Linked DNA regions of Homo sapiens: region 2 is linked to region 1. Evidence: read pairs that join two places in POLR2A ChIA-PET (ENCODE). Cell type or tissue: Panc1. All regions are shown on one strand. Each heading gives the region's core, and the rest is flanking DNA. Links, peaks and the distances in the headings are about the cores only. Region 1 holds the start of LOC124903515 (a long non-coding RNA gene). Region 2 holds the start of NOX5 (NADPH oxidase 5).

Region 1 (15,590 bases), core at 4,890-12,889:
TGTTTCAGATGTGTGCGTGTCATCTCCTGCCAGTCTGAAAGCCCCCCGAGGCTGGATCCTTCCTTCCCTCTTCACATGTCCTTCTTGGAAAAGACCGTAGGAAACAGCAAGCACTCAATAAGGACTTTTTGCCTCATCTTGGATTGTTTCAATGCCATTTTACAGTTATTTCACTATTTCCTTACTGTTTGCAATGATATATTTGCCATGGAATGTTTACCTTCTCCAGTGTCTGCCTCCCCTGCAAACACAGAGACAACCCAACTCTGACTACCTGCCCAATTTCCTTCTCCCTTGCAAACTGAACCCTGCCTTGTTCTGGGCAGCCCCAGGTCATAAACAGTGACCAAGTTAACCATGAAGATTCTGAGGTAGCCACAGGCCTGGTTCTCCAGTGACGGTAAGGAGGGATCTGCTGGGGATTCTGGGGAAGCTTTTGCTCTTCTGCTGAAAGGAACAAGGGAGGCTGATCCACCTCTTTCTCCTGCTTCCTGTCTTGACTGAGATTCCTGGACATCCTGAGGTCTCCAATGCCCATGAGGCAGAAGCCCCAGGCATTCAGGACAGTGACAAGGCCCTGCCCTGATCCGGGCTGCCTTCTTGCTCTATGAGGGAAAGAAGTTTGTTTTTCTCTCTGCTCTTTCCCAGCTCCTAGAACAGCGCCTGGTATGTGGTGGCCACTCAATCATCCTTTGTGGGCTGAGGGAAGGTCTACATTGCTTAGGCCACTGTTAGCTGGGAGTTCTGTTACTTACAATTGAACATATGCCTAACTCAGTAACTGTGAAAAATAATAACAGTATATGCTAAGTTTATAAATGGAGTAAACTGGGTAGAATCATAAACTAAGGTACCACCCTAAAATTTGAAGAAAGATGCTGTCATGAGCCACCTGTTTTCCTGACCCCTCAGTCTTTCTCTGCCCAGAGCTGGAACCACTTGCCCCTTGCCCCCTCCAACTTGCACTTGCACCCCTCTTCCTCAAGGGACTGGCAGAATGGCTCATTTTCCTATGAGTCCACATTTCATAGTACAGGTCATCACCTTTTGGCCTTGCCTTGACTCCCAGAGCTGAGGATTCAAGTATGACCCAGATCTTCCCAGACTGGAGAGCTTCAAAGCCCCACCAAAGACCAGGAAGGGAGAGAAGCAAAGAAAGGAAAACCCTGAAGTCATTCCTGCCATATGGCTACAGCCTTGCATCATCCCTGATGTGAGCCATTAACCTGCCAACTACCAACCAATTAGCTCTGGTCTCGGCTGTGCTTCCCTAGCTTATGTCTCTGCTTCTCATCAGCCACACAGAGGGGCCCTTATAACCCCCACCCCTTGGGGGCTGTCCTTGGGGGAGGCCTAAAAGGGTCCTCTATAAACAGCTTAAACACATCTTTCTGAGCCCCCTCCAATGGGTGCTGAAGAGGAAGTTTCCCCCAGGAGACTCCACAATCAGGGGCATTTATAAAGGGATTATGCTGCCATTCACAAATTATGTTTTTACCAAACGGAATGAAGAAAATGAAGATCATGAAATAACCAGCTTTCCTGAGGTCCCTGCTGCAGGCCTAGAACCTGACTTGGCAAGATCCCCTTTGAGACCCATTATTTTTATGTCCAGCTGATATCAAACTTGAGTTTCTCAGCTCCCACTCCACATGCTCCTATTTTATTGCTATGTTGCTGTCAATGCCCCCCATTTCCAACCCCAGCCATTGTCTGAACTGGCACCTGCCCTTTCCTTCAAAATCCAGCTCAAGACTCTCTCCCTGTAGGAGTGTTCCTGACCCTAACTGAACCCTAATGACCCCATCACTAAACAGTCTGTTTACATCATACTTCCAAACACACACGTGTGTGTGGATTAGTAAATGTCTAGAATCTTTATACTTGCCTTTGTACAATCTTCTTGCCCAAACTAAGTTCCTGAGGGAAGTTGCGGGCAGTTCCTCTATATATCTCCTAATGAGAATCCATGATTTGGTACATAGTGAAAGCTCAAAAATATTGCTGACTTTTTCAATAATCTGTTGCTTTTTAATACACCAATGCAAAAGTGAATGGCTTAAGACAACCATTCTGTCATCTCTCATGAGTCCAAAGGTTGACTGGGATCAGCTGGGTGGTTCTTCTGTTGCACATGATAGCAGCTGGGGCTGCGGTCATCTGGGGACTACTGGGCTGAAGTATCCAGGATAAGTCACTCACTTCGCTGGTGCCTTGAGGGGGTGGATGGAGGCCTGGCTCAGTTGTGAAGCTGGGACAGTTGGACCTCCCTTCCTCCCTGTCTTCCTCTATCCATATATTCTCAAGGTCTCTCCTTCTCCACTTGTTCTATGTGATCTCTCCAGCACAGAGAGACCACACTTCTTACATAGTGACTTGAGGATCCCCAAAGCACAAAAGTATAAGATTTGAGGATTTTTAAAACTTAGACCACAAACAGCTTAGTGTCACTTCCAACACACTTTATTGGTTAAAGCAAGTCACAGGCCAGCTCAGATTCAGTGTGGGAGGGGATCACACAAGGGTGATGTGATTCACTAGGGGAGGTCTGATTTGCTAGGGAACATCTTGGGATACTAGCTACCCCTTGACTGAATGCCCAGTAGCATTTATGGAGGCCAGGGTCTGGTTGTCATTAGTGACGAGATTACTATAAAAAACCTCAGCTGTCTCTTCCTCAGACTATTTTCATCAAGAATAAAAAGAACACACACACACACACACACACACACACACACACACACACACACACACACACTCACACTCACACATACTCATACCACCTGGAAAACCACCATTCCAACCTGTAAAAAATATAAAAAAATCTCTAAGAGGGTGAAAATGTGCATATTATGAAGGAAAGATTAAACACCATCACTATTAGCTGTCCATTTTAAAAAGATGTCTTAAATACATTTTTTCATTTGATCTTGATTCCCATCCCCATTTTAGAGATGAAGAAACTGAGGCTCAGAGATAATAAGTAATTTACCCAAAAGGGTGGAGCTAGGTCTGAATAACCCCAAGACTTGTCCCTGATGCCAGAAAGAATTATTAGAATATGAATTAGTGTGGTGGCTCATACCTATAATCCCAGAACTTTGGGAGGCCAAGGTGGGAGGATCACTTGAGCCCAGGAGTTTGAGACCAGCCTGGGAAACATACCAAGACCCCATCTCTACAAAAAAAAATTTTTTAAAGAATAGGAATTATGCCTATCAATGATAGACTGGATAAAGAAAATGTGGCAGATATGCACCATGGAATACTATGCAGCCATTAAAAAGGATGAGTTCATGTCCTTTGCAGGGACATGGATGAAGCTGGAAACCATCTTTCTCAGCAAATTAACACAAGAACAGAAAACCAAACACCACATGTTCTCACTCATAAGTGGGAGCTGAACAATGAGAACACATGGACACAGGGAAGGGAACATCACACACTGGGGCCTGTCTTGGGGTTGGGGGGCTAGGGGAGGGATAGCATCAGTTGAAATATCTAGTGTAGATGATGGGTTGATGGGTGCAGCAAACCACCATGGCACTTGTATACCTATGTAACAAACCTGCACATTCTGCACATGTACCCCAGAACTTAAAGTTTAATTTTTTTTAAAAAAGTGCAACAAAAAAATAAGAGTTAGTGTTTTTGGTCTAAAGAAACTGAGATCCTGAAAGGTGAAATAGTCCAGGGTCCCTCAGCCAGGATCCTGATTCCCCTTTAGAAGAGAACAGATGCAAAAAAAAGCACAGGGCCTGATTCGTAGTAGATGTTCAGTAAACACAAGCCCCCATCTCTTCTCCAAATGAGATTTCTTCTACAGCTCACTGTCATTGGTCCAAAGAATGCAGCCGCTACACTGTGTTATTGGCAGGATTGTGGGCATGACTGATTTCCTTTCTGATTGGGTAGGAAGGCTGAAGGGCGAGTTTGGAAGGGCTCTGTTCCCTTCATCTCACTCCTTTCCCCACTCGCATTTCACCCAACAGTCGTCTGATTTTTGAGCAATCTGTTCCTGGAAAGCAGAGGAAAGTAACAGATTGATGCATCGACTGCGTGTGGCCAAGTGATTTATTTTTAATGTGACTAAACAAGACACACACCTGCCTATGGAAACGTAATCACATTGAATCATCAGGGACTTAGATAGCCATTTAAGCAAGGGAAAGACAGAGAGGAGACAGAGGAGAGGAGGAAGAGGAGGGAGAGAAAGAAAAGGGAGGCAGGGGAGCAGAGACAGAAGAGGAGAGATAAGAAGGGACTGGAAGAGAGGGAAGGGAAGGGAAGGGAAGAGAAGACTGGGCCAGCTCCCTAAAAATGTTTATTTCAGCAGCATCAGTGAAGCACCCTCAATTGGCCCAAATGCCTGTGGTTTAGCTTTGCTGATGCCTGAAATTTCATAATTAGACTTTCGTCCCTGTGATTTAACCAAACACAGTATGTTCTCCACTAAAGTGTAAATGCAACAGAAGTAGTGCATCAAACTACATCAATCATTTTCACCTCAGTGAGAAAGAACTGATATCTTTTATGAAAGCAGGAGTTTTTCTATGGGGGGGTTGTATTAGTCCATTTTGCATTGCTATAAAGGAATACCTGAGACTGGGTAGTTTATAAAGAAAAGAGGTTTATTTGGCTCATGGTTCTGCAGGCTGGATAGCATGACACTGGCATCTGCTCGGCTTCTGGTGAGGCCTCAGGAAGCTTTTACTCATGGCAGAAGGCAAAGGGGGAGTAGGCAGGTCACATGGCAGGAGAGGGAGCAAGAGAGGGAGGAAGAGGTGCCAGGCTCTTTTATACAATCAGATCTCACTCTAACTAATAGAGCAAAAACTCACTCATTACCACAGGGAGGGCACCAAGCCATTTATGAGGGACCCACTCCCGTGACCTAACACTTCTCACCAGCCCCCGCCTCCAACACTGGGATCACACTTCAACATGAGATTTGGAGGGGAGAAATATCCACACTATATCGGGGGCATTAAAACAAAGTTTATGGGAGTCACCAGTGAAGGCACAGAAAGGAACCTTGGGGGCTCTAGGGACTTTCTCCTTCATGGCTTTTCTTAATGATAACACCTACCTTTACGAGCATTTGTTATGTTCCAGGCACTATGGATGCGAGCCATTACATGTACTATTTCATTCCATCTTCCCAATGGCCCTGGAATTTTGCGCTGGTGTTCTCATCACTCTCCAGGTGAGGGAACTGAAGCCCAGCCTGTCGTCATCTGTCTCAGCACTCTGAAAGGAAGATCCAGTTACAGCAGAGTTTCTCGTGGAATGCCCAGCCTCACCAATAGTATCTTGCTTGCAGAAGGCACTCAGTAAGTATGTGCCAACAGAGTGAAGTGGCAGGGATGGGACATGAATGTAGACAGTCTAACTCCAGAGCCTGTACCCTTAGCATTTGCCACAACTTTCTCCCAGATAGTCCACTCCGTTCTCCCTGCTTCTCACCCGAATAGCATACGAAATTCATGAACCACTGACTTTGGGAGGCTAAATGTCCTCCATCACAGCTCCCTTCTCAATCTCCCTGGGTCAGTACCAGGAATTAGCCAGCCAGACTGTTCCACTCTGTACTGCTAGTTTTCTATGTCCAGATACCTTTTCCCAGTTAGTCTGTAATGCCTTTGAGGGAAGGCACAGCATCCATGCAGAGTCTATGGGGGGATGTATGAGTCCTTTTGAAATTGCAGTTTCTTTCTCAAAAGCAAGATTATATCTTTGTGTTTTCTATTAATATGATTGTGGTAGGTTTTTTTCTTGAATTTTATATCAATATCCTTCACCCTGCCCCTAGCAATAGCACGTGAAGGAGATTATGAAGTCATAAGTTAGGGGGGCATCAGATTGATAGCTTTTTGAAGATTGATAATATCTAGTGTGGGCAAGGATGGAGGAAATGGATACTCATACATTGTTGGGGAGGCTTTCGAGGAGGCAAATCATCAGTAAGTAACAGTGGCTGAAACAAGATAAAAGCTTTATTTTATTTTTTTCTCATACAAAAGTCTAAGCTAGTAGAAAGTCCTGGAAAGAAGGCTGGCTCGGCTCCACAAGGTTATACAAGGACACAGGTTCTTTCTGTACATTGTACCACCATCCCCAGGGGTGTTACCTGCATCACCTGCTGGAAGCTGACTCCCACTACCACATCTGTTCTCTGAATAGATTTCTCCCTGGGGAAAGCAGAAGTACAACAAACAGCGTATTTTAAGGACCTGATTCAGAAATTGCACACAATGCTTCTCATCAGTCATAACTTAGTTACACGTCCCCATGTAGTAGCAAGGGGGGTGGAAAATATATTCTCAACTCATACCCACCTGAAACTCAGGAGATTCATTGCTAAAAGGAAGAAAAGAGAAAATGGATAGTAGGGGGACAGTGAACAGTTTCTAATACAAACAGGAGGAATTATCAAAGTTAAAAGTGCATATATTGCTAGACCCAGCAATTCCAGTTCTAGAAATGTATTCTAAGGAAATAGTCACACAACTACACAAAGATTATGTATAAGGGTAATACTAGTGGTTTTAAAATATGTTCACAAATTCTTTGATACCCTTCCCTTCACAAAAGGGCTACACTTAATGACTTACTCCTAATGAATAGAATGTGGCCAAAGTGACAATGTGTGACTTCGGAGGCTAGGTCATAAAAGGCCCTATGCTTCTACTTTGCTCTCTCGAATGACTGGCTATGATGGAAACAGCCACCATGTTGTGAGGACACTCAATTAGCCTTGTGGAGAGACCCACATGGGTGAGAAACTAAGGGCTGCCACCAACAGCCCACATCCACTTGCCAGCTCTGAGAGCAAATAGATCCTGCAGGCCTAGTCAAGCCTCATTTGACTGACGCCTCAGTCAACATCTTGACTGCAAGCCCATGCAAAACACTGAGCCAGAAACCACCCACCCAAGAAGCTGTGAATTCCTGACTGGCAAAAAATGTGAGTGATTATAAATATTTATTATACTTTTAAGCCACTACTTTTTGGAGTATTGTGTTAGGCAGCAGTAAATAACTAATACAATAATCATTGCTTCCTGTTTGTAATGACAAAAAAGAGAAAGAAAATAAAAAATTTAAAAAAAGAAACACCAGAAATGTAAATAATGGGAGGTTAAATAATCCATGAGAAATCCACAGTTTGGAATTTGCAGCTATTAGAAAGAGAGCTATGGCGTAAAAGACCTGTATGTTCTGTCATTGACAGCTCCTTAAGACATATTAGTACATGAAAATGACAATCTGAAGAACACTTACTGTATGGTCTCCATGACATAAAACTGCAAAAAAGTTATGTGTGCATGTACATATGTGCATATATGCAATAATGTTATATTTGTGTATATCCGAATGTGTACTTTCACATACTTGTAAATGCGTGGAATAGGAGTGAATGTCGCATACCAAATGGCAGGCAGTGGTTTTACCAGGGTGGAGGAAAGTGGAATGGGGGTGGCGAGTTGCAATATGGTGTTCACATTTTACTTTGTAATCTCCTGCATTGTTTCAACTTCTTACAATGAAAATGCATTTGCATATTCCCTGTGTGATAAAACAAAGAAAATCATAAAAAGAGAGAGAGGCAGGCAGATAGCAGAGATGGAAGGAAGAGGAGATAAATAGAAACAGCATTTTACCCACTGAGTCGTGACTACAAGCATCTTATTTTACCTGTTTGTTTTTCCTTAACATCCCAACATAGAAAACACACACTTTGTTTTAAAGTAACAGCGAGGAACCGCCTCGCTGTGGTCTTTCGCTTGCTTGGCATTGCCCCTAGGGTGCTCGGAGATGGGCTGTGGAGGGGGACGTTGGGAACTGCCCGACCCCATTCTCGCCTTTTCCCGCTGGATGTGCAGCTTTCGGAACGTGCAGGGGCGGGAGTGTCTACAACCTAAGAAAAGGGCCGCGGTGGGGAGCCCGGAGCAGGGCTGGGTGCAGGGAGCGCTCTCGCTGCCCGGGGCGCTCTGCGCTGCGCGCCCAGTGGGGACAGCACGCCGCCCCGGGAGTCTCCAGGCGCGGGAGGTCCCAGCAGATTTTGCATAAAGGGAGGAATCGAGTCCAGAGAACAAACAAGATACTGGAGGTGGTGGCACGGAGAGGATTGATTCGGTTTGCAACCCTACGAGGTCGTGGCCGCTCGGGGCAGGAAAGCAGGCTCCTGTCTCTCCAGGATCCAGCCTCCCGATCACCGCGCTAGTCCTCGCCCTGCCTGGGCTTCCCCAGAGACGGGAGCTTGGGTGGGGGACCCTGGACCCGAAGCCAAGGCTGAACTGGTGTGCCAAGCCCAGGGAGCAACCAAGTCCCCAACTCTTTCCCTGCCCTTCCCGCAGGCTGAGCAGAAAACCAGGAAATGGATGGACTCCACCTCCGCAGCCACGCCTGCCCGTTTGCGCTTACTGAACAGAGGTCCTCAGGAACGTGGTGAGACAAAGAGAAAGGAGGGCGTTTTCGCCACCCTCTTGCTAATGCTTCAATAACTCCCCATTGCCCTAATGAGCTCACCATCAGAGCCTGATTAAGACCTTTGGAGGCCCTAAAATTATAAGACCCACTATCTCCATCAATGTAATTAAAAAAAAAACAACTTTAAATGGAACTTTACCAAAAAGCCGATTTTCCTCTGTGAAATTATTTTAATAGCAACGACAAGCCCTTGCCTTGCAGCACACTGGCCTGCCCAACAGAAGATCCAGTAAGGTTTGCAAAACCAGTTGGGATCTCCTCACCTTGCCTCTCTCCTCTTCCTGCACCGGCCGGCTAACCTGTTTCCAGTTCCTCCGAGGCTCAGTCCTTCCCTGAGTTTCCCATTGCCCTCCAGAGCCAGCATATATTTCCACTTCCCTAGCTTTCAGTCCAGGCTGTGTTAGATGCCTTCAGTGCTTTCTCCATCACAGGACTTAGCACACAGAGTAGGAGAATATTCCCGTTTCTTCCCTGTCACCCTCTCTGTGCTGAGGGCTCAGAAGGCAGAGACACCTTTTCTGTTTTGCTTACAGGTATGGTCCCAGAACCTAGCATGTGGACTGACACACCCTTTGCTCAAAAAAATACATCAATATTTGAAATTAACCATTTATCCATAGCAAAACACATAGCACAGAATAAAAATGCATAGTCCATTCTGGCCTATGCAGTTTCAGCTTCTCAGCATTTATTGAGCACCTCCAAATGTGCTAGACAGGTAATACTCAATACACATTAGTTCCCTCCATGCTAAAATAGACTTTGCGTCCACGTAACTTTGCTGGAAACTTGAGGGAAACCAATTATCCTGCCCTTTCCCTGGGTGTCTGATCGGCATGTCCGTTATAGCCATAGAAATATCACTAACAGGCAATGCCAGCAGGATTAGATCTGCCAAGTGTTTAAAGTTTAGCAAGAAAGCTTTTTGCAAATGTCAACACTACCACTCTGTTTCCTGCAAACCAGCATTCTAATCAGCAGGGCTGCCTTTTCCAGCTCATTGAGCAATGACATAAAAAAATCCCAGCATAATCATTTCTCTAGGAGAAAAATACCGAAAGTCAGAGAGGATGCAATAACAATCATAGCTACCTACTATGTGCAGGTGTCATGCTTACTGCTTTAGTTATGCTTCCTCCAATCCTCACAACAAAACTGACAAATGGGGAAACTGAGGCTTACAGAAGTCACACATCTCCAACTAAGGCCTGAACTTGAGTTTTTTCCATAGCACTCTACTACCTCTGGGGGGGAAAAAAAAACTACTATTGTGCCCAGTTAGGATACAATGTATTAGAGTGGTAGGGACTTCAGGGGCTGGTTGTAGGAAAAGAGAATGACAATGCTTCTCACGCCAGGGTTTTCTGGGGTTTTCATCTTCTTGTTTTCCTCTCCTTCTCCCCTCAGAGGCCAGGTGTAGTGACATAATGATTTTGGAAATTTTTGAGCTGAAAAAGGAAAACATTTTCTTCTTTTCTTAAAAGGGGAACTGTTGGAGTGTTTGCATTTTGGGTTCCTGGCATAGCAGCTGGTAGGCTTGATGGGATTTCAAAATGAAGTTACTAATGGAAATTATACACTGAGGACATTCCAAAGAAACTGCTAAGAGAGAATGGCTTGTGCTAGGTGAGTGGAAGTGTTGCATCAGGTTATCACAGCTGGGTATTGAGGCCAGGCCCAGCTGAAATGTTACAGCAGGGGTCACCTCTCAGACTTGGCTCTGTACAGGAAACACATCCAAGGAGGAGCTACATCCAAGGCAAAGGTATAAAGCCAGACGCAGAAGACACAGTACCTGGGTTAGCTGCCCATCTGTCCCTGGGTGTAGGCTAAAGACATTTAATCTTGGACACAGGCAAGCAGCTGCATACAAGATCCTGATTCCTGATTCCTGAGCAGGAGTGGGCAGCAAGTTGTTAATTCTGACCTCCAACCATCCCTGAGGCAGTGTAGCCCTCCATTCTCAACCCTGGCTGCCCACTAGCATCATCTGGTGAGCTTTGAAATACAGATGCAGGACTCATCCCAGATGGGTGAAATCAGAAGTGATGGGAAAGGGATCCAGTGTCACATATCTTCACAGCTCTCCATGTGATTCTAGCTTGCAGCCAAAGTTCAAAAGTTCTGACACAGCCTAGGTGATCACAAGAATTACTGGAGCACTCCCTAGAATAGTTTTGCCCCAGCCTCTCTGCTGTAGATCTTAATTCAGTGGAGCTGGCAGGGGCCCAAGAATCTGTATTTTGAACAAGCTCCCTGGCAGTTGTTATGATCAGATAAGCCTGGGGACCCACAAGTGTAATAAAATGGTATATTCACATATCATCATTGCAGTCACAGCTTCTGAAATATTATGTTTTTAATTTGTATGTACATCATTGTATCTCAACCATCATTCGATTGTAAGCTCCAAGAGGGAAAGGACCTTGTCTCATTCACTGGGATGTTCTCAGTATGGAAAAGAATGCAAGCAAGTGGTGGGGATTCTGCAGATATTTGTTGAATAAATAAATGAATTTCTGTTTTGTATTTGTCACTTCCGCTTTGTGAACCAAGTTAAGAGTGAGATTGAGGGCCGGGCGCAGTGGCTCAAGCCTGTAATCCCAGCACTTTGGGAGGCCGAGGCGGGTGGATCATGAGGTCAGGAGATCGAGACCATCCTGGCTAACACGGTGAAACCCTGTCTCTACTAAAAAATACAAAAAATTAGCCGGGCGCGGTGGCGGGCGCCTGTAGTCCCAGCTATTCGGGAGGCTGAGGCAGGAGAATGGCGTGAACCAGGGAGGCGGAGCTTGCAGTGAGCCGAGATTGCGCCACTGCACTCCAGCCTGGGGGACAGAGTGAGACTCTGTCTCAAAAAAAAAAAAAAAAAGAGTGAGATTGAAACTTTGAAAGAAAATACAAATGTATACAATAATTTTATTTCACTTTTATAGATCTAAAGTCCTGCTTTTAAAAACACAAAGATTTCTTCTATATGGAACTTGATTGCCTTCATTCAGTCATTGAGAGTCTTCAGGAGATCTGAAGACCCAGAGCAAACCAGAAATGTTGACGGGGAAAAATGTGCAGAAATGTCTGAGAGTAAACCCCCTGTCCTTAAACAAATTTTTCTTCTGAAATTTTCTGCTTCATTGTAAGTTTTATGTCACCAGTTAAGTAGGGCCTAGGCAGAAAAAGATACAAAGTATTTTCAGAAAAGTTGATGAAACTGCATCCATTTATTCATGCACATTCAGAAAATGTTTATCGTGGAACTACCATTTTTCCAGTAAGTGCCAGTGGGAGCCCAATGAAAAATAACACACAGTCCTGCCCTCAACGACTAGCTTTCCCAGCAAGTGGAAAGCTAGCTATGGAACTAGGCAGTTACAGTACAGTGTGATAACACCGGTCATCAAACCCAAGATGCCTTCTGTTGTAAGATGCATCATTGGCCAGGCGCAGTGGCTCACGCCTGTAATCCCAAAACTTTGGGAGGCCAAGGCGGGTGGATCACGAGGTCAGGAGATCGAGACCATCCTGGCTAACACAGTGAAACCCCGTCTGTACTAAAAATACAAAAAATTAGCCGGGCGTGGTGGCGGGCACCTGTAGTCCTGGTTACTCTGGAGGCTGAGGCAGGAGAATGGCGTGAACCCAGGAGGCAGAGGTTGCAGTGAGCTGAGATCGCGCCACTGCACTCCAGCCTGGGCAACAGAGCGAGACTCTGTCTCAAAAAAAAAAAAAAAAAAGATGCATCATTAATTTATGCACCACTAAGAAAAATGCTGCCAATTGAACCGTGACGTGTTGTGGATTTTATCAAGATCTGTTCTAATTTCAGAGATGTGAAAATGTAACGGGGTGGTAGGGAGGTGAGGAATGTGCATTTTATTTTATTTATTTATTTTGAGAGACAGGGTCTGTCTTTGTCACTCACACAGGCTGGAGTGTAGTGGTGCAATCTCAGCTCACTGCGGCCTCAACCTCGTGGGCTCAAGTGATCCTCCCACCTCCTGAGTAGATGGGACTATAGGCATGAGCCACCATGCCCGGATTTTTTTTTTTAACTTTTTTTTTTGTTGTTGTTGAGACAAGGTCTCATTCTGTTGCTGCCCAGGCTGGAGTGCAGTGGCTCGATCTCAGCTCACTGCAACCTTTGCCTGCCAGGCTCAGGCAATCCTCTTATCTCAACCTCCCTAGTAGCTGGGACTACAGGTACATGCCACCACGCCCAGCTAATTTTTTTTTTTTTTTTTTTGGTAGAGACAGGGTTTCGCCATGTTGCCCGGGCTGGCCTCAAACTCCTGAGCTCAAGCGATCCACCTGCCTCAGCCTCCCAAAGTGCTAGGATTACAGACATAAGCCACTGCACTCAACCATAATTTTTTTTAAACTTTTTGTAAAGACGATGTCTCACTATGTTGCCCAGGCTAGTCTCGAACTCTTGGGCTCATGCAGTCCTCCCACTCTGACCTACCAAAATGCTGCAATTACAGGCATGAGCTACTGCGCCTGGCCAGAACATGCATTTTAGAACTGATTAAATAAGTAAGGTAAATCAGACACGAAGGATATACAGAATAAGCCAAAGAGTAGGGTGTAGGGTGTAGGGAGACTTGGAAGAAGGAAAGTACTGTGAAGAGGGGACAGCTTGTGCTGAGAGGTCTGGAGGGAAGAGGGTGGCTGCTTATAGCTCAGTAAGACTGCAGTTAGAGCCTGTGGGCTGGAAGGTGACAGATGAGGCTGGAGATGGAAACAAGGGCCAGATCATGGCCTGCCTCATAAGTAGATGGCCTTAGTCCCAGTTTACATCTGTAGTGCATCTTTTTGATCTTAAGTGCCCTGTTGGACAATAAATTATATGATCACCCTACTAATAAGCCATTTTTAGATATGTGCTTTTTATCTTAAGAGAAATGAGAACAATGGAAGGGTTTTAAACAGACAGTAACAAAATCAGATTGTGAAAGTGTGTGTGTGTTGGAGGCAGGGTGTGTATTGCTTAATTTGAATGTTTTTGATGAGCTAATATGTTCATACAAGTCAAAACTTTAAAAAACACAAAAGTGAAAAATCTCCCTTCCACCCTGGCCCTCCTTCCACCCCTTCCACCCTACCTCACGGCCAACCCAATTTTCTTCCCTAAAAGCAACTGATACTATCAATTTCTTGTGTGCCCTTTCAGAATTTTGTTTTCCTTTTCTTTGAGATGGAGTCTCACTCTGTTTCCTAAGCTGGAGTACAGTGGCGCGATTTCGGCTCACTGCAACCTCCACCTCCCAGATTCAAGTCATTTTCCTGCCTCAGCCTCCCCGTAGCTGGGACTACAGGTGTGTGTCAGCGCGCCAGCTAATTTTTGTATTTTTAATAGAGACGGGGTTTCACCATGTTGGCCAGGCTGGTCTTGAACTCCTGACTTCTAGCGATCCGCCTGCCTCGGCCTCCCAAAGTGCTGGGAATACAGGCGTGAGCCACCATGCCCGGCCCCTTTCAGACATATTTAATGCATATAAAATTAATTCTTCTTTGCCTTTCAAATGTACCTATTGTTTTCTAATTCTTTATTTTCATTTAGTTTGCCTCCTTTTCTTATTCCTCTCACTATCTCTCATTGAGTTTCCACAGTATGTGTTCCCCTTTTACTGCTTCAGATTTGAGGCTTCATTTTTTAAGAGTGAAGGTTGGATAGTTTTCTTTTTTTCTTTCACTTCTTCCCCAAGCTCTGGCAGCTCAGGATTCATTTCCTCCCACTGTTTCATTACCTCTTCCCTCATCTCTCATGTGCGTGTTTTCTTTGTGGGGGAAATTACTTTGCTATGTTTTCTTAATTTTCTCGTTAAAATTGTCATCTGCTCCATGACAATGTTTTTTGATGAATCTTCTTTACCTGCTGTTTGCTGTTTGCTTTTTCTTTTTTCCTCCTTTGTTTCTTGTCAAAACTTTGTATATATTACTCATTATTGAAGAAGGTAATGTTTTTTCTTCCCCGTGGACCTCAGGTGTGAGAGAGGCCAAGATTGTCTTCCAGGTTGGCTAAATTTTCCTTATGACCCAGGGTTGATGTAAATTCACTGAGCCTTGAATTCTTTCCAACCAATGGCAAAGATTCCCCGAGGCAAAGTCTCTCCTCCCCTGTTGCCACAGAAACAGACCATTTCCTACAACTATGGCTTGTCTGAGTCCTGAGCCAGCAGAGCTCAGGCCACAGCACCTGCACCCGTTTTCTGCTGCTGCACACAAGGGCTCTGTGCATTCCGCATCCAGGTGTGCCCCTCCTCTTCTGGAGGATTCTTTTTCAGGCTGTCCCAGAGACTTTGCAGCACAGCATCCTTGCTCTATTTCTTCCTGCAACATCTCTGCTGAAGCTCTATTGCTTTTGGCAACTCTTCCGTCTATTTTGTGGTTTAGGTGTCTCCTACTTTTACTAAAAATGGAATTTGTGTTTTTATCGCTCAAGTCCTTTTTGCTTTTGGATTACTTCCAGAAAATGAAGGGAGGGTTACTAACTTTATGCCATCTTCAAACCAGAAGATCTTAGATTAGTAAGATCATGTTGGCCATGGCATGGAGAATGGGCTGGAGGTGGAGAGACTGGAGGTTGGAAGTCCAGTTAGGAGATTGCTCCTGCGCTGGGGAGTTGGTGTTAGGACAGAAGATCCAAGACGCGTTTCAGAGGTAACTGCTGAATCTTACTGGCTGGTTAGATGTGTGTTTGGGAGTGGGGGTGGATCAGGAAGAAACGGGATATTTCAGGGCTGGCTGCTGGAGGCTGCTTGCGATGTAACGTGGAGCTGGGCTTCCTGCCTGTTCTGCAGCTTCCTGCCACATTCCAGGCTGCATCTGTGTGGCTGGGCCCTCTGGGAAGGTCATAGGGAGTCCTAATGGGACAATGAGCTTCCCAGCCGTTCCCTTGAAGGTCCCTTGCAGATATCTGGATGAAACTCTTGGCTGGTGGAAACTTTCAAGAAGGCCTGAGGCAGTCAGAAGCCAAGTTGTGGTTTCAAAATTACCGGCCTATTCTCCAAGTCTCCCTGATGATGAGATCTCAAGATAAAAACAAGAAAACTGGGCGCAAAATGCTCTGTGGAACTGTTGATATCCCAGGGTTTCCT
Region 2 (15,590 bases), core at 5,079-13,078, 55 kb before region 1:
TTAGCATGGATGTACCCCTTTGGCTGACTGCAGGGTCTCAGGCTCCCTCAGCCAACTGTCAGTTCTCCCCAGCTATTTCCTGGGTAGGCACCTCACAGGCACTCACAAGCCGGCCACTCACATCCAGTCACTCTGACAGCCTTTGGAGGGGATCTCTTCTTCCATTGTCCCATAGTTTGTGTCTCTTTGGAAAGCACCTCCCAGTGCAGGGGCTCTCCCCTGGGCCTCCAAAATTCACGACCCCTGAATAACCAAATAATACCAGAACCACACCAAATTCCCTGCAAAATTAGGGAGAGCCCCCCACCTTCTTTCTTCAGGGTCTCAGATCAGAGTTCCAGGGCAAAGCTGGAGAAGAGACTCACACTCTCCCTTGTTCCCCAGGAACTATCTGAAGCCCCCCAATCCAACTTCCTCCTTAGTGGCAAATCGGCCTCAACAAGGCAAACTAGCTCAGGCAAGTGAGCTTGTCAGACACAACCCCACTCTGAATCCCACGCTGGGCTACCTTCTGCATGCAACTGGAAATAAACAAACATTCCATTTTAGCAGTGATTTTAATCTGGGCAAGTGGATTACACCGATTTTTACTCTTTTTTTGTGCTTTTAGGCTTTTTTTCTAATTTTTAAATAATAATAATTATTATTTTTTAAAATCAAGATGGGGTCTCACTCTGTCACCCAGGCTGGAGTGCAGTGGTGTGATCTTGGCTCACTGCAGCCTCTGCCTCCTGGGCTCAAGCGATCCTCCCATCTCAGCCTCCTGAGTAGCTGGGACTATAGGTGCACACCACCACACCCAGCTAATGTTTTTGTATTTTTGGTGGAGATGGGTTTTCGCCATGTTGCCCAGGCTGGTCTCGAATTCCTGAGCTCAAGTGATCCACAAACCTTGGCCTAATAATTAATGTTTATAATTTGTGTAATTATAAAAAAGTGTCATTGAGAGAAAAAAATCTCTCCTTCCAAAAGTTTTGTTAGAAAAAAGACGCTTTTAAAAATACATTTTCTGGCGAGGTGCGGTGGCTTACACCTGTAGTCCCAGCACTTTGGGAGGCTGAAGCAGGTGTATCACTTGAGGTCAGGAGTTCGAGACCAGTCTGCCCAACATGGTGAAACCCCACCTGTACTAAAAATACAAAAATTGGCTGGGCCTGGTGGTGCATGCCTGTAATCCCAGCTACTAGGGAGGCTGAGGCAGGAAAATCACTTGAGTCCAGGACACGGAGGTTGCAGTAAGCCAAGATCATGCCACTGCACTCCAGCCTGGGCAACAGAGTGAGACTTCGTCTCAAAAAAAAAAAAAATTTTTTTTCATGTTTATTACTTCCCTTTAAAAACTTGCATTTTGTCCAGATACTAGGATATGAACTAGATTGTTGTCAGAACTTTGGCAAGTATTGATGTGTTGCTCCATTGCTTAGCATTGCTTACTGGCTTCCTAGCTCCTAGGTAATCCTAGGCCTTTAGCTCTCTTCCTGCCAAATTTGTCATGACCTGACTCCTGCTCCCTGCTCCAGTTCTGCTTTCAAATGTGTGCGTCTCCAGGTCATTACCTGAACTGCTTATAGTTCCCAGGACACAGAATGCATTCTCATTTCATGCCTTTCTACACGATCTTCTAGCTGCCCAGAATGTCCTTTTCCGTTTCCACCTGGCAAACTCCTACTCATGTTCTAAAACCCACTACAGATCAGTCACTTTCACTGGGAAGTCTCCTCGGTTCTCCCTTCCCAATGCTGTCTCACAACACACTTCTGTATCTTCATTTACCATGCTGGATTATCTTACTTGTCTCTGTGTATACAATCAGGGCCTGGATATAGTGTTTCCTAAGTATTTGTTGAATTGAGGCAGGTTTATTCATTCCACAAACATACATGGAATGCCCATGATATAGTGAGCACTGTGCTAGTTTCCTGGGATTCAAAACTAATGAGGCACAGATCTTGCCTTTAGGGGCTCACAGTCCAGAGGGACAGAAAGAGACACACACAGATAGTTACAATTACAGTGGGTACCGGCAGCTCTGTCTCACATCTTCTCATTCTTGCTTTTTTCCCTTAACTGGCCATAACTTGAAAGTATAATTCATATTTACTGCTTGGCTTATTTCCTCAAAAGAATTTTCTGTTTCCTACATATTATTCCTGAACTGATTTAATGAAATGTGTTTGTATTTCTCTCTTTACTTTGCCAGGAAAACTATTGAAACAGTCAAAGTAGCCTCCAAAATTGCTGCTCTCCAGGCATGGGAGCACCCCATTTCCAGAGATTACCAAAAGATCACTGAAATTCTGTAGAACTTGTCTTGGGACTGGCCCCAAACAAATGAGAACTGGCTGAATCTGTGGGTAGAAAAATATGTGAGTGACAGCAAAGAGGCTTCCAGTGAGCCCCTGCTGGTTCAGAAGACTTGACATGGCCAGCACCAAAGGATCCCTTTAGGGTACCCCCACCATGAGCCACATACTGGGAGAAATTTCTTGTAGCACTCTGCTTTAAAACAAAACCATAATGATAACTAATCATTTCCCTGATTTTGGAAATTAACCAGAGACATCTAAAATCACCACTAGGACATCCCAATCTGCACCAGATGGCCAGGGTTATCAGCCAAAGCTGATCTCTTTCCAGGCAAAACAAAAAGTATAAACACTTTGAATTTTAATCGCAGAGCAGTATTACCTAAGTAATTATACAATTTCCCTTAAGTTTAAAACAAAATAGCTTGCAGGTCCCACTTTTTTCCCTAGGCTCTATGGGCTAGGAACCTCTGCAGGTGACTGTTTCAATATAGTTGTACACAATATGTTGAGACTGAGTATAGCTCCATGGGTGGTTAACTATACAATCTCCACAGTCAGCCCAATGTAGTTGTAAAATTTGTGCTGAGCCCACTGGACACATTACTTCACCTCTCTGTTTCACTTCCCTAATCAATAGAATGATGCCAACACCCACCAGATAGGGCTGTGTTACGAATTAAACTGAGCAATACGTGCAAAGTTCTTAGCACAGTGCATGGCTCAGAGTAAGTGCTTAAACATTTTTGTTGATAATTGATATTATTGTTATTGGCGAAGTCTTGCTTGACTTATAAGCAGGGCCTGCCTGGAGTTGTTGGTGATTTTTTTCACAGTATGTTCCTAGATAACCTAGCTTCACCATAGTATTTTTGAGGAAAGGAAAGAGAAGATACTGGGCCAGATGGAAGACAGCTCATCCTTCCTAATAAAACTCTTGCCCCATTGCATTCCATGCTTCCTGGTTGGGATTTTTCTAGACCAACTCAGCCACCAGTTTTATGAGGGACTGTGGGTGTGAGCAGGTCTTTAGGAGTCAGGAAGAGGAGGAGTCAGGGGGGTGGCTACACAGTGCAGGCAGCTCAATGGACAGCAGTCTTTCTGGGACCTGTGATCTAGAAGACAGGAGAAGATGAACACATCTGGAGACCCAGCCCAGACGGGCCCTGAAGGCTGTAGAGGGTGAGTGGCTCATTTGTCCAGCTTTCCATGCCAGGGACAAGGGAAAGGTGGGATTATTTGCCTTTGTGGGATCTACAAAAGGTAACTGTGTCTGCCTTGGGCAGAAATCAGAAGATCTGAGCTCTATTCTTGCCTTGCTACTAGCAAGCTGGGCAATCTTGGATAAGTCACCAGCCCTCTCTGGGTCTGTTTTCTCATCTGTAAAATAAAGAACTGGCCAAGTCAGTGTAATAGCAATACCCAGCATTTGTACAATGCTTTCCAGTTGTACTTTTCCAAACAGCATCTCATTTGGTCCTCATAGCCCTTTGTTGGAGAGATGCTTGTGGGCTGGTCATTCAGCTGGTGCAAAGCAAGGCTGGACCTAAAATCCTGGTCTCCTGGGGTAAATTCTGGCCTCTGGTGAGCACATTGTTCCCCTTGAGCTCTGAAATCTGAAGATTCCCGCTCCTTCCTGCTACCTACAGTGTTACCTTCCTTCCCACCCTATTCCCTCACCACCTAGATCACTCTGGCTGTCCCAGTCTCTTCTCAGCCCCTTCCCAGAGTTACCTCTCCCCTTGCACAGGCCCACCACACTGATCTTGTTTCTGAAAAGTGGGAGGTGAACAGCAGATACCTCCTCCCTGCCTTCCCTGCGTTAGCACTTGCATGCAGCCCTTTTTCCAGAATTCTCTCTGCTTTGTGGAATGCCTTCCCGAGGGTCCCGAGAGATGAAGAAAGTGGAGGCTGTTTAACCCCTAGGGCAGCATTTCTCCAGGTGCATGGGTGGGTCACCCATGCGTGGGTCACAAGATCCGGGGTGCAGGTGAAATGTGCAGATTCCTGCCTCCTCCCCACCAAGGTTGGCGAGTCAGAATGCACATTTTTACAAACTCTCATGTTTCTGGCAAGAACATATTGCAGTTTGGGAACCACTAGTCATTAGGTGAGTGCTCTTTTGGGCCGTGGAGGGCTGCCTTGAAACCACCAAAGGGTGGCTATAAGTCAGTGGGAGGTGTGAATGTCTTTGGGGGGGCAGTGATGGGAAGGCGGCTTCAGCTCAGGGACATGAGAAGCAGGCACTCGAAGCTTGGAGTCTGCACAGGCAGTGAACGCCCATCAGTGAAGGTCGAAGCAGAGTCATTGTTGGGTCGGGGGTGGGGAGAAGTGTGTGGGGCTGGGCCCAGGACAGTGGTTCTCTGGGGCTGGTGTGAAAAAACCTAGGAAGCTCTTAAAAGAGGCTCCTTGGCTGATGTTGAAGCCACGAGGGATGAGAAGGTCTGATGCGAAGCTCTCTTCCTCTTTTCCAGCTGTGGGCTGCTTCTGGTACACAGGGATAGTAATAATACCTACCTCACTGGGCTGCACCAAAGACAGAAGGGGCCAATATACTAAATAAAGTGGCTGGCACACTGGAGGGCCTGGAGCCCCTGCCTTGGGAGCGTGCAGGAGCTGGCCTATCTCAGTGGGAGGCTGGGTGGGGGCATTGCCCTGGCCCTTGACACTCCCAGCTACAGGTTCTCTCCATGCCTCATCTCACCCCCCTCCTCCACAGTGAGTTGGGCCCTGGGAGCTTTGGACTGGCCTCTGGCAGGGGCTGCCTGGAGCACCCTCCTTGCTGCCTGCAGCTCCAGTGACTTACTAGGACCACACATTTATAGGCGAGGAGAGAGTGAGAACCTAGACAGGTGGTCCGCAAGAAGAACCTGAGGAGTCTGAAGCCTGGGACTTAGGCCTGGCTCTGCCCCAAGTCAATGCAGGGGCCCTGAGAGGACATCTGTCTGTGCTCCCTGTGGGAAATGGGAATCCATCTAGGACTTGCTGACTTGGAAAGTGACGTGAGTTAATAGGCATGAAAAAGAGAAGAGAAAGGTGTACATACCTAATCATCATGTGCTAGACAGACATCCTATGCCCTGTCACAACTCTGCAAGGTGAGCTATCACTAACGCTTTTAATAAATGAGGAAACTGAAGCATGCATGCACACACACACATACACACACACACTAAAGCATATATGACATATGCATATATATATATACATACATACATACACACACTAAAACATATATTTGTAAACCAAAAATAAAAATCTAATCCCCTCAGCCATCTGAATGGACCCCTCCTCTCAGCAAAGGGCATTCCAAAGTTAGCCTGAAAAACTAGTTCAGGCCATCATGGGAAGGAGGGACCAGACATGCCTCATTATACTCTCCTCCCTTGTGGGATTACTGATAGAACAGACCCTTTAAGTCTGATGAGAAACATTTATACTCTATTGTCTTTGAAGCCTGCTACCTGGAGGCTTTACCTGAATGACGAAACCTTGGTCTCCATAACCCCTTATTTTAACATAGAAATTTCTAAGTATTTATTTATTTATTTATTTATTTATTTTCTGAGACAGAGCCTCACTCTGTCACCCAGGCTGGAGTGCAGTGGCGTGATCTTGGCTCACTACAACCTCCACCTCCTGGGCTCAAGCAGTTCTCATGCCTCAGCCTCCCAAGTAGTTGGGATTACAGGTGCATGCCACCACACCAGGCTAATTTTTGTATTTTTAGTAGAAATGGGGTTTTGCCATGTTGAACAGGCTGGTCTCGAACTCCTGACCTCAAGTGATCCATCTGCCTCGGCCCCCCAAAGTACTGGGATTACAGGCATGAGCCACTGCGGCCGGCCAGACGTTCCTAAGTCTTTAGACAAAAACTTAATTCTTTTAACCAATTGCCAATCAGAAAAATCTTTGAATCTACCTACGACCCGGAAGCCCCTGCTTCCAGCTGTCCCACCTTTCCGGACAGAACCAATGTACAACTTACATGTATTGATTGATGTTTTATGTCTTGCTAAAATGTACAAAACCAAGTTGTGACCCAACAGCCTTGGGTATATGTTCTCAGGATAGCTTGAGGGCTGTGTCACAGGCCATTGGTCACTCGTATTTGGCTCAGAGTAAGTATCTTCAAGTATTTTATAGTTTGACTCTTTGTTGATATATTTTATACACACACACACACACACACACACACACTCAAATACATGCCACACATATATAGCATAAGACACATGCCTATAAAGAGGTCAAACAGAGAAACAGAGGTCAAATAACTGGCACAGGATCACCCAGCAGGCACGAGGCACTTTAGAAAACCATGGAAGTGCTGTCTGAGGGTTTCTTTTCACTCAGTAATACCAGCGGCTCTGAGAATGCTTGCTAGAATTCACACTCCCAGGGCCCAAACCTCAGAGCTTCTGGTCCTGAAGATCTGGGGCTGCAGAGAATGTGCACTTTCAACTCTTGAGATGATGCAATTGTGGGCGGTCCATGGACCGGACCGCACTCATGGAGCCCCAGAGGCGCCGGTTGCTCAGGCATCCTAGGGAAACTCCAACTCCCATTTGGGTTTCAGAGAAAGAGGAACAAGCAGCAGGTGGGATTCCTAGGGATTGGCAGGGAGAATGGGCAAGGAGGCTGCAGGGCCAGGCCTGGGGACCGGGTACTTGCTCAGGCAGGTGAGAGGCAGCTGGCGGAGTTGGTGTGAGCCAGCAACAGACTCTTTAAGTCTGATAAGAAACATTTACACTCTGTTGTCTTTGAAGCCTGCTACGTGGAGGCTTTACCTGAATGATGAAAGCTTGGTCTCCATAAGCCCTTATTTTAACCTAGAAAACGCTGCTCTGATAGGGAATTACAGTTAGCTGGGACACAACCTAGGGAGATGCTGACAGTGCACCTCTCCCACCAAGTGAGGACCACCCCCACCCCCACCCCCACAAGACTCTTTTGTGTTACTGGACGCCCAAAGCTGGGAACCGTGCTTCAGAGGGCGGATTCTCATCTGATCAGTGGGCTGTACCTGTTGAGCCACTTGCCTCACAGGTGTGTTCTGGGATGAGGTTGTGCCGTGTAAAATGTTTGTTTTACTAAGGTATTAATTTGCTGGGGGATAAGAGGCCAGTAACACCCTTGATATCACCTTTTGGAGAAGCTGCCCTGGGGAGCCACATCCCGGGCCAGAGCTCACTGATGGCACAGGATTAAAGGTCAGGGGATGGAGAGGGATTTTTTGTTTGCTCTATTCTATTCTATTTTATATTTTATTATGTTATAAGGGATGGGTTCTCTGTTGCCCAGGCTGGAGTGCAATGGTGTGATTAAAGTTCACTTTAGCTTCGACCTTCTAGGCTCAAGCCATCCTCCCACCTCAGCTGCTAGAGTAGCTGGGATCACAGGTGCATGCTATCATGCCTGGCTAATTTTTTAAATTTTTGTAGAGATGAGGTTTCACTATGTTGCGCAGGCTGGTCTCAAACTCCTTAACTCAAGCAGTCCTCCTGCCTCAGCCTCCCAGTGTATTAGGATTACAGGCATGAGCCACCACCCCCGGCCTTGCTTGCTTTTTAATTGTCATACCCGGCAGTAACGAGGTACTCCCTCCTCCTCCCGACTGGGATGGTCAGAGGAGGCCCAGTGGAGAGTCAGGACTTTGCCCACTGCCCACCTGCCATGGAAGGGGGCAGGGAGGGATGTAGGTGTGGCTGTGAACCGGCAACTTGAGAGAGTCTTGTGGTGGAAAGTTCTGTATCTTGACTCTATCAATGTCAGTATCCTCTTTGTGATATTGTACTACAATTTTGTGAGATATTACAATTGGGAGAAACGGAATAAAGAAATCTCTACATTATGGCTCATACCTGTATGTGAATCCATAATTATCTCAAAATGAAGAGTTTTCAAAGATTATCACAAGAATGGTGTATGCTCATGGATACCATCAGATCAATCATACTGAGGCGTAAAGCAATACAGAACTGAAATCCTCTTTCTCCCCTCCAGTCCTGCCTCTTTAAGGACCAGTGCTGACAGCCTGATGATTCCCTTCCACACAGTGCTACTGTATTTATTCAAATCAATTCACACCTATTATAGATAACGTGGGCGGGCTTAGCTGTTTTGAATGGCAATCTAGTACACAGTGGTGGATGATGGATATGGGCCATTATGCAGTAACACTTTTATTTTTGTAGGATACATTCCTAAAAATTGAATTGCCTGAAAGATAGTACAATTCATGTTCTCACCAGCACTGTTTATATTGGATATTACCAATCTTTTGATTTTTGGCATTCTGATACCACTTCCCCCAACTACAAAAGATATAATTGTTATAAATCCCATTTCCCCAGGCATGAGAAGTGAATTGAACATCTTTTCAAATGTTTATCAACCAATATAAGTTCTCTCTTATGAATTGTCCTTTTATATCTTTTGCTACTTTCCATTGCTGGTTTCTGTTTGTTTGTTTTTGCTTCTGTCAAACCTATAGGACTTCTATGTTAAAAGAACACTAACACAGCTGCAATTTATCAATACCTAATAAAAGCATTTACTGTTATTGTTGCCCTTTTAGTTGTTGTTATTTTATAACAGGTGTGACCATTCCATCATGCTTATTGCAAATATTTTCCTTCAGCCTATTGCCTTTTGAATTTGTTGTCTTCTGTCATGCAGAAATTAATTTTTACATATGCAGATCTACAGATCATTTTCCTTAATGTTTTTGGGATCCCTATCTTGTGCCCCTACTTAAAGATGATACAAATTTCCTATAATTTCTGCTAATTCTCATTATTTTATTTATTTTTACATTTAGGCATTTATAATTTGATCAGAAAATGTAAATAAAATAGTATACTGTAGTTATCTAATTATTTTATTCTGTGTAGACATTTTGCCAAAAGCATTTATTTAATTATCCAACTTTTAATAACAATTATAAATACAATTTTTTAAAATTTCCATTTGTAACTGCTTTGGCTAATAAGATAGATGGTAAAGATGTAAATAAATATGAATATATATATATAGATATCAATTTTTATATGCATATAAATATAGATAGATATAGATCATTGATTTTGGTCTGTTTCCCTTGAGCCCAGAAACTAGCCATCACTAATACCTAGTATTTGGAGATTGAATTTAATGCATTAAACTAGAGAAACTAAATAAACATTGCAAATATCATAGAACAAGAGAGAAAATTACTAGTTTGTAAACTAGGTAATTTCCTCCCATTTTTCTTATAGTTTTAATTAAGAATGAATTTTGAACTTTATCAGGTGCTTCCTTAGCATTTATTGACATAATAAAAACTATTTTTCTTCTTTAATTTGTTGATATCAAAAATTACGTTGATAGGCGTCTTAATAATGAACCATCCTTACATTACTAAACTAAGTTCTAACTAACTAATTAGGTTCTAACTAACTAAACTAAGGTTGGGTTTGTTTTTTTTTTAAAGTGACCTTCTAGATTTAATTCAGTTATATTTTAGTTAAAGCTTTGTATAAGTTAAACTTGTATAGAATTTCCTTTTCATATGCTCTTTTCATTGGATTTGGGTAAAGCTTGCTTTGTAAAATGAATTGGGAATCTTACTATCTCTTTCTATGATCTAAGATGGTTTACCATTGGGTTTATCATTCTTTGAAGATTAGATAGAACTCAGCTCTAAAAACAAGCTGGCCCTGACATTATTTTCAATGGTTGACATTTAACTGCCCTTTTGAATTCTTTTTTTTTTTTTTTTTGAGACAGCATCTGTGATCTCAACTCACTGCAACCTCTGCCTCCTGGGTTCAAGTGATTCTCCTGCCTCAGCCTCCCCAGTAGCTGGGACTACAGGCATGTGCCACCACGCCCAGCTAATTTTTGTATTTTTAGTAGAGATGGGGTTTCACCATGTTGGCCAGGATGGTCTCAATCTCTTGACCTCATGATCCACCTGCCTTGGCCTCCCAAAGTGCTGGGATTATAGGTGTGAGCCACCGCACCTAGCCTAACTGTCATTTTGAATTCTTAAATAATTATTGGTCCATTCAGATTGTTACCTTCTTTGGGAGCTAATTCATTTCTCTTAAATCCACCAAACATTTGCACACAGTACTCTTGTATTTCAGTAGCCCTTTCCTTATCTGTAATTCTATTGCCTTTCTCAGTATTAATGTATATTTGGGGGTTTTATTCTCTCTTTTATCCTTAATCATGCTTTTCTTCTTAGTTTTTTAAAAGAACCAACTTGTTTTTCACTATATTGAGGCATAAATGATGTGCCATAATCTGCATATTTAAAATGGATATTTTGACATGGAAGGTGGCAGCCTAGAGAGGAGCCTGGGAGAATTTGTGAAAGCTCTTCATGATTTAGAAAGCACAGTGCACATGCTTGGTGGCATTATTAAGTGGAAGCTGCTTCTTTAGGGTTTGTTTGGAAGGTCCAGCTGACTCATCTCAACATTTATATCAATGATTGTCAGTGTTCTGCCTCTGAGCACATGGATCCTGAGATTGGAAACTTTGGTTAAACCCAAGTGCTATTAAGCAGAGTGAGTAAATAGTGAAAGCCATTTGCGCTGAGAGTGTGTGTCTGGAAAGAAAGGCAGAAACTCTCCAGATGTCTTCCAATAATGTCGAAGTTTTTATCCCAATGTCACAAGGAAACACCAATGGCTTACCCAAGGTGACCTCAAAGACCTGAAAGCATTTACTGAAAGAGCTGTGCTTTCATAACATCTGTTATCAAGAAAAAGTGAAGAGCAGCTTTCTACATGGTCAAAAACCAGTTGAGAAAGAAATACAATTGAATATCAATGGGATCGTGAAACCTGGCCTCAATGCCATTCTGGGACCCGCAAGTGGAGGCATTATTAGATGTCTTAGTTTCAAGGAAAGACCCACATGTATTATCTGGAGATGTTCTGATAAACACAGCACCTCAACCTGCCAATTTCAAATGTAATTCAGGTTACATGGTACAGGATGATGTCATGATGAGTACCCCAACAGTGAGAGAACATTTACAGTTCTCAGAAGCTCTTCAGCTTCCAACAACTGTGATGAATTGTGAAAAAAAAATGAATAGATAAATATGGTCATTCAAGAGTTAGGTCTGGATAAAGCAGCAGATTTCAAGGTTAGAATTCAATTCATCTGCAGTGTGTCAGAAGGAAAAAGAAACAGGACTAATATAGGAATGGAGCCTATTACTGATCCTCTCATCTTGTTCCTGGATGAGCCCACAACTGGACTGGACTCAAGCACAGCAAATGCTGACCTTTTTGCTCCTGAAAAGGATGTCTAAGTAGGGACGAACAATCATCTTCTTCCCATTCACCAGCCTTGGTATTCCATCTTCAAGTTGTTTGATAGCCTCACCTTAATGGCCTCACAAAGAGGAATGTTCCATGGGCCTGCTTAAGAGGGCTTGGGGTACTTTGCATCAACTGGTTACCACTGTGAGTTCAATAATAACCCTGCAGACTTCTTCCTGGGTGTCATTAATGGAGATTCACTGCTGTGGTATTAAACAGAGAGGAAGAAGACTGAAGCCACGGAGACTGTAGAGACCGCTAAGAGAGATAAGTCACTCACAGAAAAATTAGCTGAGTTTTATGTCAACTCCTCCTTCAACAGAGAAACAAAAGCTGAATTAGATCAACTCTCAGAGGGTAAGAAAAAGAAGAGGATCTCAGCTTTCAAGATCACCTAATGCCACTTCATTCTCTCAGATGGGTTTCCATGCATTTATTCAAAAACCTGCTGGGTAAATCCCAGGCCTCTATAGCTCAGGTAATTGTCACAACCATACTGAGGCTGATTATAGGTGCCATTTACTTTGGGCTAAAAAATGATTCTACTGAAATCCCGAATAGAGCCAGGGTTGTCTTCTTGACCACCAGCTGGTGTTTCAGCAGTGTGTCGGTCATAGAGCTCTTTGTGCTAGAGAAGATCTTTATACACAAATATATTAGTGGATACTACAGAGTGTCATCTTATTTCTTTGGAAAACTGTTATCTAATTTACTACCAGGAAGATGTTACCAAGCATTATATTTACCTCTATAATAATACGTGCATTATAAAAATAATGCTGTATAATAATCCTAATCTTGTTAGGATTAAAGACAAAGGTGGACACCTTCATCATCATGATGTTTTCCCTCATGATGGTGACTTATTTAGCACTGGCCATAGCAGCAGGTCAGTGTGGTTTCCATAGCAATGCTTCTCCTGACCATCTCTTTTGTATTTATAATGGTTTTTTCAGGTCTATTAGTAAATCTCGCAACCATTGCATCTTGGCTGTTATGGTTTAAGTACTTCAGCATTCCAGTTTTACAGCTTTGCTGCCTAACGAATTTTTGGAACAAAACTTCTGCCCAGGACTCCGTGAAATAGTAAACAATACTGTGGCTCCCCAATATGTACTGGCAAGGAATATTTGATAAACCAGCCATCAATGTCTTACCCTGGGGCTTGTGGAAGAATCATATAACCGTGGCTTGTATGGTTATCTTCCTGATTTGCCTACCTAAAATTGTTATTTCTTTTAAAATATTCTTACATTTCCCTTTAATTTACTATGATGTGTCCTCACATAAAAAATGAGACCATAATTTTTAAAAAATAAAAAGGAAAAGAATAATTTGATGAGTGTCGAGAGACAGTACAGCCCTGTTACACATGGTTTCACTTTCTATGGTTTGTTGCCCATGGTCAACCAAGGTCAAAAATACCCAATGAAAAATTCTAGAATCAACAGTTCATAGGTTTTAAATTGCAGCCATTCTGAGTAGCCTGATGAAATCTTGAGCCTTTCTGCTCTGTCCCACCTTGGTTCAGTGAATCCACACTATACACGCTGCCCATCCCTCAGTCACTTAGTCGCTGTCTCGGTTATCAGATCCACAGATCTCAAGAAGAAGAAGGGTTAGTACAGTAAAACCACATATTTTCAGAGAGACCACATTTACTTAACTTGTATTACAGTATATTGTTATATATTGTTATAATTGTTCTATTTTATTACTAGTTATTGTTAATTTCTTACTGTAGCTAATTTACAAATTAAACTTTATCATAAGTATGTATTATATAGGAAACACATAGTCTATATAGGGTTTGCTACTATTTGCAGTTTCAGGCATCCACTAAGGGGCTTAAAAAGTATCCCCCCACAGATAAGGGAGAAGTATTATATGCATACATCTGTAAAACCATTTCCATAATTGAAATAAATGTATCATTTTGACTTTTTTTGGTTTTCTAATACCTTAATTTCTGACTTTATATTTAGTAGTATGTACTTACATGTGTGTGATATGTATTTCATTCTTTGTCTAGTTGCTTATGTGAAAACTATTACATTTATTTTTAATATTTATTTAGTCTTTAAAAATAAAATCAATTCTCATTTATGTTCTATAAAGTCACTGCAAACGCTGAATTAGCGAATTCAGAACCATTGTTCTTAGAAGGAAATATAGAGTTAGGCTCATGTGAGCCTCAGGGCACAATATTTTTGTCAAACGATCAATAAGTTGCCTTGTTTTATGTGTGTTTCTATTTAAAGACACCTTTAAAATATGTATTGTTGATTCGTTGACATTGAACTCATGGCCAACAGCACTGTCACTTGTTCCTGAATGAAGCTTTCCTAACACGTATTTCCTCCATACTGCACAGTACAGCCTTTGCTCGCTTAGAAATGCTAGAGAGCACCGCAACATTATGGTTGGGAGCCGTTTTAAACAGTGAAAACACCAACAAAAAGCACAAAAATGTGAAAAATGTAGTACTAGATAGATCATGAAAAGGACACTCACTGTCTGAGAGCTGAAACAAGAAGGCAGGCATCGTCGCCTTGCTCAGCCTCAGTGGGGAGCAAGCCATTGGGTGACTCAGTTTCCACTGCTCTGTGCATGTCCACAGATGACTACGGATGGGCTGTGAGTACTGATTCAGGGGTTACACATCAATTTTAGGAAGTAGGCAGGTTTGCAAATACAAAATCCACAAAGAATGAGGATTACTGTAGCTAAGTCATTTAGGGTTATGTTACACTCATGAGCTATAGACAAGGCCATTCTCCCAGGGAGTCATTTACAGCAACAAGAATCTGTAACTCCTCACTCACTGCCTCAATTTTGGTTTCCTGGGTCCTAATGCTAGGGAAGTGTCCTAATTTCATCACTCACCTCTGTTTAGATCATAGTACAGACAGCCCATCTGTGAGGGTTTTAGACAGCCAATACCCTGGTGACATCATAGAAGACAACCTGGGCCTGAAGAGTTAAGACCTGAGGGCTGAATCCTGGCTTGATCCATCTTGTATCACAAGCATTTAAGCAGAGGGTGGAGGCTTTGGGGCAGAATGGAAAAAAACACTGGACTTGAATTTGAACTCTGTCTCTAACTTGCTGAATACATTTAGCTAAGTTACCTAATTGCTCTGAGCCTATTTCTTCTCTGCAAAATGTCCTGGCCCACCAGGCTGTCAGAGAGACCAAAGGAAGTAGTGGTGGTGGGAAATATTTGGAAAGCAGTAAAGATCTGTGTAAAGGCAAGATGGAAAGTCATTGTCATGATGTTAATTAATGCAGTCGCAGCATGCCACTCTCTGACCTGATCCCCACAGTGTGGGTCCACCTCACTCGGGCCCTGTCATTTCAGAACCTAAAGAGAAGCAAGCCTGGGCCAGCCAACTCAGGATAAGAGGAAGAGACTGAGGCATAGGGAGGAGGAGAAACGGCTGTGGGAAGCTCCAATCCACAGCCAGAACTGATTGACCCGATTCAACTCAGGGAGGCTCAGGGCCCTAGTTAGAGCAAGGCAGAGGCCCTGGGACCACCATGAGACCTCATAAGGCTTTGGCCACCCCAAGCCCATAAACCTGTTTCCTTTGCCTCCCAGCACCATGAGTGCCGAGGAGGATGCCAGGTGGCTCCGGTGGGTGACTCAGCAGTTTAAGACCATTGCAGGAGAAGATGGGGAGATCAGCCTGCAAGAATTCAAAGCAGCTCTGCATGTGAAAGAGGCAAGTGTTGGGCCAAGGTGGAAGCCCTGCATTTATCGTTATGTGGCCTGGTTCTCAGGGCATAGCCCTTACAGGGAGGGAAAGGGAACTCCCTGGGGTTCCTGAGGTCTCCACCTTGTAGCGGGCTGGCGGGATGTTTATGGCACCCTCCCATTCCTCTTAATAGTCATGGCCTCCTGGGTCTTCAACACATGAAGTTGGAAGTCAGTAGCTTGTCAAATCTTAAGCAATATGAT

What was found. Peaks named below come from ENCODE experiments on the same cell type or tissue, not always from the same donor. Only the 100,000 strongest peaks of a DNase experiment are listed, where the experiment ranks them.
Region 2: POLR2A ChIA-PET joins it to region 1 with 9 read pairs; 2 of 35 experiments call an interaction of 5 or more read pairs at or near these places.

What each region holds. Positions count from the first base shown.
Region 1 is chr15:69,066,224-69,081,813 of GRCh38, forward strand. It overlaps LOC124903515 (a long non-coding RNA gene), which reads right to left and starts at 7,996. Exons shown (of 2, transcript XR_007064692.1): 1 at 5,090-7,996; 2 at 2,446-4,018. EWSAT1 (Ewing sarcoma associated transcript 1) reads left to right here and starts at 14,627. Exons shown (of 4, transcript NR_026949.1): 1 at 14,627-15,153. In Panc1, for the core only: a CTCF peak has its summit at 7,962; a DNase peak (open chromatin) is centred at 8,348; H3K4me3 peaks cover 1,387 bases; H3K27ac peaks cover 1,229 bases; H3K27me3 peaks cover 222 bases.
Region 2 is chr15:69,011,298-69,026,887 of GRCh38, forward strand. SPESP1-NOX5 (SPESP1-NOX5 readthrough) reads left to right here. Exons shown (of 17, transcript NR_033672.2): 3 at 15,231-15,354. NOX5 (NADPH oxidase 5) reads left to right here and starts at 3,398. Exons shown (of 16, transcript NM_024505.4): 1 at 3,398-3,488; 2 at 15,231-15,354. The coding sequence starts at 3,439. It also overlaps the pseudogene LOC100422194. RefSeq lists enhancers at 4,505-5,006, 14,759-15,259. In Panc1, for the core only: no CTCF peak of the experiment used is centred there; no DNase peak of the experiment used is centred there; H3K27me3 peaks cover 492 bases.